Regions from separate parts of the Homo sapiens genome. Here regions 1 and 3 are each linked to region 2. A link is a contact called in ENCODE Hi-C or POLR2A ChIA-PET data. All regions are on one chromosome and are shown on one strand. Each heading gives the region's core, a stretch centred on a gene start or an enhancer-like site at or near the end of the contact. The rest is flanking DNA. Distances are from core to core; before and after follow the strand shown.

Region 1 (2,700 bases), core at 162-2,661, 150 kb after region 2:
GCAGTGAGCCATGATCATGCCACTGCACTCCAGCCTGGGTGACAGAGTGAGATCCTGTCTCCAGAAAAAAAGAGAGAAAAGAAGAATAACACCTGTGTACACTTTCTTTCCTTCTGAAATGGGGTCTCACTATGTTGCCCAGGCTGGAATGTGGTTGCAATTCACAGGCTCTATCATACATCACTTCAGCCTCAAACCCCTGGGCTCAAGTGAACCTCTCACCTTAGCCTCCTGAGTAGCCGGAACTATAGGTGTGTGCCACGGTGCCTGGCTGCATATGCTTAAGAAACAGACACGTTTTGAAGCCCTCTGTGCCTCTCTCCAATCACATCCCCATCTCTCTCACCGGAAATAACGACCTTCCTGAATGGTTTCCTTGGTTTTCTCTTTACCAAATACAGACGAATCCCCACAACTTTTTTCATCATTGTATCCTCCAAATATTGATCTTTATTGGAACTCAATAAATGTTGGATAAATGAAGGGATGACTGTCCTAACAGAACTTAAAACTGGGATTTTGACTTACTAGCTTTTTAACCTTGGACAAGCCTCTTTCAGCCTCAGTTTCCTCATCTGTAAAAGGAGAGCACAGATTCAATGCTCTCTGGGTTCCCTTCCAGCACAGGTCTATGATTAGCCAAGGAGATGTTTCCTGAAGCTTGGACTTGGCATACATGGACTGTGGCAAGCCACTGACGGACGATATCAGAGCTTCCCCACTGGTGTGCTGTGGCTGCTAGTAGGCTCCAAATGGTAACGTGTCCCAAAGTATCAGCCCTCAGTGCTTGGAGCAGCAGAATCTGAGGGCTGGCAACATCCAACCACAAACCTCTTTATACCCCTATGTGTGTTACAAGTATCTTTTCCTGTCATTTTCTCTGTGTACTAACAGGAAGGAGGTTGAGAAGCACTCAATTAGATTATTGGCTCGGGGTTGAGTGGGAGGCTGGATTTAGCCTATAAACCCAGAACGATTTGGGGACACCCTTTTCTTCCTGTTGCCCCTACCTGCCCCATTTCAGAGGCCCACTGACCTACCATCTAAGATGCCGTATCAATGTTTTCTGGTCTACAAAGCCACCTAGAAAGAGGAGATGGAGGACAGAAATATCTTGATGCAAGAGGGAGGAAGGAAGCACCCTCTGTGCAGAGGGACCCTCATCCAGGCTTCCCCACAGCTGAGGCTGAGGCAGGAATATGCCCCCAAGAGCAGACCTGGAGCGCTGTGTCCAGGGCTCCCTGCAGGGCGGCTGAGACTCCCCCCAGCCATCCAGCCCAGCTGCCTGGGCCCAGCCACAGCTGTTGGCAAAGAGTCTCCAGGTCTAAAATTAGCTCCGCTCTCCACCCAGGCAGCTCCACCATGCACTCTGGCAGACAGGGGCCCTGCGGTGAGGTAATGACTGGGGCCTGTCTGCCTGGCCTCAGGACAACACAGGGTTAGGAGAAGGCAGCACAGAGCAAAGTCCCACTTTCCCACCATGGCCAGCCTCAGCTGGGCACTGGAGAAACCACGAGAATCAAGAGTGACTGGATGTGGGCAGCTGGACTCCTGATTTGCTTCTGGTTTTCCTCCATGTCTGCACCCATGGTGCCTACCCCGTCATATCCTAAGGCACACCAAGGAAAGGAAAGCAACCCTTCACTGAGAGCTTGATGTGCTAGCTTTTCAACTTGCTGCCACGGCACTGTGAGGTCAGGGCCATTATTCCCATTACACAGAACGCCACGGGGATGCTCATCCCCTTAGTTGACCTAAGCCAGTGACCCTGGGAGGAAGCATCCAGAGTCCCACCCCTCTTCTTTGGAGGGGAAGTCTGCTTCCTCCAGGGGCACCTCTGGTGAAAGCTCCCTCCCTCCCTGAGGCATGGCCATGACTCACTAACTCCCACCTCGCCTTCCCTCAGCGTCTGATGGTCTTTGTGGTGGGAGCTGCCAAAATAAGCAGCCAATTCCATGGCCAATCCCTGGGCAGAAATCCCTCCCACCCCTGGGCTAAGCACACAGCAGTGTTTCTGTGTTGGCTGCCGAGCAGGCAGGGAGAGATAGAGGCAAGGCTGAGAGGGACTGGTCCAGTCCTTGGCCTGCAAGGGCAGAGGAGGAGGCTGTGACAAAGATGACCACGGTCACCAGGGCCTGGGGAAGTGCCCCCAAGTCCCTGCGCCTCTCCCGCCAAAGGCTCCCCAGAGATGTCTAAGGACCATCGTCCATGACCCATGCAATTGCACCCCTCCTCACAGCCCCCGCCTATGGAGCCCACCCTTTTATTCTCAGGTGACAGGAGGAGGGGTGAGGACAGCCGCGGTCCCGGAGATAAGGCTGGGCCTGGGTCCCACTCCCCGTCCTGCTTGAACGAGAAGGCGAGGTCACCAATAGGAACCCAGGCATCTCCCCAGGGCTCCTTATCATAGTCTTTCTCCAGCCACGGCCAACTCAGAATCCCCAGTGCTAAGGCCAATGCATTTTCTTTGGGAATAATGTCAGTCAGGGGGACCTCAGGAACCAGGCCGTCAAGCCTTCCGTAATGTCAGGGTCAGAGGGACCTCAGGAACCACACCGTCAAGCCTTCCGTGTTTACGGAAAAGGAAACTGACGTCCGGGGGCAGAGCTGACCTGCTCAAAGTCACAGAGCCAGTTCCCACAGAACCAAGACTGGACCCCACACAGCCTGAATCCCACAAGAGTATTCTTACCCTAACCA
Region 2 (2,700 bases), core at 173-2,672:
AAACAAAGAAAAGAGATTTGTTTTCCTGTCTGCTTTTGCTGAATGGAATCTCTGATTCTACTTACCAGCGTGCCTCAGACACCCTGGGGCTGGTTAGGACTTTAAGCACACAGGAATCTCAGCTTTACTCAATCTTTTTCCATATCCTGAGCCCGAGTTCAGACTTCATCCTCCCGGGTCCCCCATGTCCCTTCAACGTCTGATTAATTCTCCAGTCAACTCCCTGCTAATAGTCCACCCACAAATTGCTATTTCAGCTGACCTTCCCCAAAACTTGAGCATCCTTACCAAATACCTTGGGCTTCCTCATAACCTGGTTATCTTCTCATCTGCATGCCTTTCTGGAATAATTTTGAAGTATTAAAAAAAACTCCTCTAATTGTCAAGGGCATGCAGGAAGCTCAGCCCCTAAGGAGCATTGCAGAAATCTGGAGTTCTACTCTGTTTATACCTAAATCTAGCCTTCCAGGAGTTTCAGATAGTTTCCTGGAAACATTTTGTGCTTTGTGTTTTTCACCTTTCTCTCTTAATTGAATATGGGGTGAGGAGCAAGAAAGGGGATTGTGAATTACAATTACAAACAGTACACACATAACACAGGGACAATCTTTGCATTTCTCATTTCTGATCCCAGGGATCAGAGGTAGAGGCAGGCCAGGCGCGGTGGCTCACGCCTGTAATCCCAGCACTTTGGAGGCCGAGGCAGGCGGATCACGAGGTCAAGAGATAGAAACCATCCTGGCCAACATGGTGAAACCCCGTCTGTACTAAAAATATAAAAATTAGCTGGGCGTGGTGGCGCGCGCCTGTACTCCCAGCTACTCGGGAGGCTGAGGCAGCAGAATCGCTTGAGCCCGGGAGGCGGAGGTTGCATTGAGCAGAGATCACGCCACTGCACTCCCGCCTGGTGACAGAGGGAGACTCCGTCTCAAAATAAATAAATAAATAAATAAAAATTTAACAAAAAAAGGTAGAGGCAGCTCTCAGGTGAGTAAATTCGCAGATGCCCACGCATGTCTGGAACATACCCCAGGGGTCATTAGAGACTGCCCAGCAGAGGCGGGAGGATCTTCCGTTTGCTTTTCCTTCAGAACGTTTGTCCGGAGAGCATCCTGTTCTGTTATATGCATATCCACCTCCGTCTCCAAATTACTAGGTTGAGCACAGTGCTCAGTGCCTGGCATTGAGTTAGAAATAGAAAATGAGCTGGCGAGTCCCGGCCCGAGGCTGTGACAGGGGCCATTACTGAGCCCACTCCCCACCAACCTTTCTGCGGTTTAACTGACTCTCCTCCTTCCCCTCCAGATCCCAAGGGCTTGACTCCTACCTCCTCTAAGGCATTTTGAAAAGTTTGCAAATGCACCCTTGATCCTAGCACGTACTTAAGAAGCGGCTCCCCCCTAGAACGTCAGGCTTGAAGCTGACCCCTTCTTCCTCCTCCCGCGCCATTTGGGTCTGTGCGCAGGGCCGGAAGCCTGCTGGGGAGGGGCACGAGGCCGGGCTGGGGCCTCTCCGGAGGGAGCCCGCCGCCCCGCCCAGGGCGCACGCACCCAGCCTCTGAGGGAGGAAGCTGAATGGGGCCAGAGGCTGGCCCTCTTTGGGGATTTGCATTATACAGGCTGTATTTAGAAGCAGCGGCGGGGAGCGGTGGCTCACGCCTGTGATCCCAGCATTTTGGGGGGCCGAGGCGGGCAGATCACCTGAGGCCAGGAGTTCGAGACCAGCCTGTCAACATGGTGAAACTCCGTCTGTGCTAAAAATACAAAAAAAATTAGCCAGGCGTGGTGGCCGGAGCCTGCAGTCCCAGCTACTCGGGAGGCTGAGGCAGGAGAATCGCTTGAACCCGGGAGATGGAGCTTGCAGTGAGCCGAGATCACACCACTGCACTCCAGCCTGGGCAACTCAGCGAGACTCCGTCTCAAAAAACAAAACAAAACAAAACAAAACAAAAAACCAAGAAAAAGAGAATAAAAAAAAATAGAAGCAGCTTTCTTGCTGATAGAAAGCAATGACCCTCTCTGCTATAATTACAACTGAAGAGTCACTTTCTTTCAAAAACTCTATTTTCAGATGTTTACCACTTTCTTTAAAAAGGAAAAAAAATTTGCCTCAAAGGCAGGCAGTCCCCAGGGCATTTCTGGTCTCCTGGGGAAGGAACCTAAGAGCGGTTTGGTAAAATTCCATTTTGCTATCTTGGCGTTACCTAAGGGCAAGAACTGAGGTGGGGCTTTGGTGACAGCAGGGGCTGAAGAGTGCTCTTTTTCATCATCCAGGGTGTCCAATTGTTTTGTTTCCCTGGGCCACATTGGAAGAATTGTCTTGCCCCACACATAAAATACAGCAACACTAACAATGGCTGATACACTTTTAAAAAATCGCAAAGAAACTTCATATATATATATATATATATATATATTTTTTTTTTTTTTTTGAGTTTTGCTCTTGTCGCCGAGGCTGGAGTGCAACGGCACGATCTCGGCTCACCACAACCTCTGCCTCCCAGGTTCAAGTGATTCTCCTGCCTCAGTCTCCTGAGTAGCTGGGATTACAGGCATGCGCCACCAGGCCTGGTTAATTTTGCATTTTTAGTAGAGACGAGGTTTCTCCATGTTGGTCAGGCTGGTCTCAAACTCCTGACCTCAGGTGATCCACCTGCCTCGGCCTCCCAAAGTGCTGGGATTACAGGCGTGAGCCACCATG
Region 3 (2,700 bases), core at 133-2,632, 230 kb before region 2:
GAAAAAATACAGGGGAAAGTATAACTCATTTTTACATTGCTGAATTTGAAGGGTGCCTACAGAGGTTTACTCTGAAGTTATAAAACATCATAACAATCTCATTCATGAATAAGAGCTGACAGTGATAATTTTTAAATCCAATGATCTCATTAGTAATAGTATACTAGTAATGGCGAGCTAACACAATTGTAACATAATTTTTAAATCCAATGATCTTATTAGTAATAGTATACTAGTAATGGTGGGCTAACACAATTGGCTCTATTAAAGCTTCAAAATACCACATGATCATTTATATAGCATTTTATAAGTAACACAAATCTTCATATTTATGATCTTGTCTGACCAACACCCAATTTGATATCATCTCCTGATTATTAGGAAATGGAGGCCCAGAAAGGTTGAGAATCTTGCTCACAGTTATAAAAGCTGTAAATGCTGAAATAGAAACTAGAAAATAAATATTTTTGTTTCTAGTTTGGTACTTTCTACCACAGCAAGCTTTATTTACACCAGTAAGTTCTCTTAATTCCTTGTTCAATAATTTGTGTACTGGGCAAGCAGAAGTCTGATTGTGAAACAATCTTAAGATAAAATGGTTTCAATATGCCAATCATCTAATAAACTGCTCCAACAAGAGTTGAAACAGGCTGGGCCCAGTGGCTCACACCTGTAATCCCAGTACTTTGGGAGGCCAAGGTGGGTGGTTCACCTCAGGTCAGGAGTCTGCAACCCGCCTGACCAATATGGTGAAACCCTGTCTCTACTAAAAATACAAAAATTAGCCAGGTGCGGTGATGTGCGTCTGTAGTCCCAGCTACTCAGGAGGCTGAGACAGGAGAATTGCTTGAACCTGGAAGGCAGAGGTTGCAGTAAGCTGAGACTATGCCACTGTACTCCAGCCTAGGCGACGTGACAAGACTGTGTCCAAAAAAAAAAAAAAGAGTTGAAACAAACATTCCTTTGTTTATAGTAAAAAGTTCTTAAAGAGATTTAAGTACCCAGCATATATAAAAATGAAAACTCAAACTAAATTTTTACTTAATAAAGGCTTAAAAACCATGAAGTTAAGCTCTTCTAAATAACGATGTTATAAAAAGAACGAGACTGGAGAGGTGAAAAGATGGAATTCTTTAATTCGGTTGATACATCTGATAGCTCTCATTCTTCAAGTGGTAGATTATGCTCAATTTGCAATTTGTATTTGTACTAGCTGGTCTCCTTTTTCTTTTTTGGAGGATGGAAGGGGGTGGCAAAGATAGACTGTTTTTCAGAAACAGACACTGGACCTTCGCCATGCCTGACGGGTGATGAATCAGCTACATGGCAGATCAGATACTTGCCACTCCTCTAAGAGAAGCCCTCTGTTAGTACAAATGACTAAGCCACATCTCCTTCCAACCCCTGGGCCAAGTCTTCTCTTTTTACTCAAGGAATTTTGATGTTTTGCTCTTCTTCAATTCTGGCGTAAGGACGGCAAATCAGACCTGTAATAGCTGAGCTGACTTTAAAGAGCCAAAGTTTTATTTCACCACTTAGAATTCAATGGTAAAGGACTAAGAAAAGATTTCCTGTGTTAGATATTAAACTCTTTTTTGAGTTTTATAAATCATGCTGATGTTTTAAGTAAGCAGTTCTCATGGAATGTAGCTATGTTTATGGTGGTTCTGGTTTACTGAAACTCTACCAAACCATATTTTTACAGTGTTCCAGTATATCAAATCTGAATAACCACAATGAACAAAACCCTACCTTTAAAAATGTTACAGGCACAAATAGAGAAACCAATCACAAATATTAAATACACCGTAGAATGTGTGTTGTACTCAAAGCACATTACTTTTTAGGTTTTGTTCAAGTATCACCCAGATCAAAAGAGGCAACTTACCTTTCATCTTTGTTTTGTCGTATGCATCCTTCAATAATTTCCTTCACTTCAGGAATTGCTACTTTGTCAAAACTGGCTGGCTTCACCCCCTGAAAACCATAAACAGAAATACATTAATAAAAGCAGGGCCTTTGAACTTTGTTTTTTAAATTTCCAATTAAGGTTCTTTTAGGTTCCTTTCTTACTATCCCGGCTTTTTTTCTGACTCGCCTGCAGGAGTTGGTCCATGCAGTGTCACAGTTGGGTAGTGACAACTTAGCTCTTCACAAGAAAACATGGAACAGTGACAGCAGGGTCACTTACTTCCATATGTGACAATGAAAAAATTTAGGCAGATGTTAATATCTTCTGCTGTGTTTCAAGTAAAGGAATTTATTGCCTAAAAAAGAAAGCTAAATGTTCTAATTGGTTAGAAGATCTTTTGTTCAACCTTGTTCCCTAAACACATAAATCAATACAGCATTTAACTATTTTGAACACTGAACCCATGTGTGGGCATGAATTCACATGCTTAGTTTGGCAGGGATTATATTATTATAGTAATCTTTAACAAACTCAAAGGAGTTGAGGATTTATATTGTTTTGGTATGATAACTGAAGAGCAAATTGTCCTGCACAAATAAAACACAATGAAAAGTAATATATTGGACCCATACGAAAGACAAGCTCTGCAATTAATCTCAGAAGAAAACTCATTACCACTATCACATGTGATACTACATAGTAGTCATCACAGTAATAGTTTAAAATCTTTATAAAGTATAAATAAATTCTTTCTTATTTTTTTTTTTCCCTCGAGATGGAGTCTTGCT

The links. Hi-C counts contacts between places; a loop is a spot of excess contacts on that map. ChIA-PET counts read pairs that join two places held with the same protein, here RNA polymerase II (POLR2A). Pooled maps may share reads with other maps.
Region 1: a map of ascending aorta shows a loop between it and region 2 (1.9-fold over the local background). The contact joins the enhancer-like site here to the promoter of NINJ2-AS1 in region 2. A Hi-C loop is called at or near these places in 1 of 168 maps with a recorded cell type or tissue (ascending aorta) and 1 of 50 pooled maps. POLR2A ChIA-PET finds 5 or more read pairs at or near these places in 2 of 52 experiments (AG04450 and OCI-LY7).
Region 3: a pooled map of gastrocnemius medialis shows a loop between it and region 2 (2.0-fold over the local background). The contact joins the enhancer-like site here to the promoter of NINJ2-AS1 in region 2. A Hi-C loop is called at or near these places in 5 of 50 pooled maps. POLR2A ChIA-PET finds 5 or more read pairs at or near these places in 2 of 52 experiments (GM10248 and activated T-cell).

What each region holds. Positions count from the first base shown.
Region 1 is chr12:480,287-482,986 of GRCh38, reverse strand. All of the region lies in intron 1 of B4GALNT3 (beta-1,4-N-acetyl-galactosaminyltransferase 3), which reads right to left. Among named protein-coding and RNA genes, the nearest start is that of B4GALNT3, 22 kb to the right of the region's middle. Within about 2 kb of position 1,411, at least 10 of the 41 ENCODE cell types and tissues checked have a DNase peak (open chromatin) inside an H3K27ac peak, as active enhancers do; they include ascending aorta, where a contact is called at or near this core.
Region 2 is chr12:629,613-632,312 of GRCh38, reverse strand. It overlaps NINJ2-AS1 (NINJ2 antisense RNA 1), which reads right to left and starts at 1,422. Exons shown (of 5, transcript NR_122124.1): 1 at 1,328-1,422; 2 at 66-99. All of the region lies in intron 1 of NINJ2 (ninjurin 2), which reads left to right. RefSeq lists silencers at 1,397-1,496, 1,557-1,636.
Region 3 is chr12:856,438-859,137 of GRCh38, reverse strand. WNK1 (WNK lysine deficient protein kinase 1) reads right to left here. Exons shown (of 28, transcript NM_018979.4): 5 at 1,889-1,977. Among named protein-coding and RNA genes, the nearest start is that of RAD52, 92 kb to the left of the region's middle. Within about 2 kb of position 1,382, at least 6 of the 41 ENCODE cell types and tissues checked have a DNase peak (open chromatin) inside an H3K27ac peak, as active enhancers do.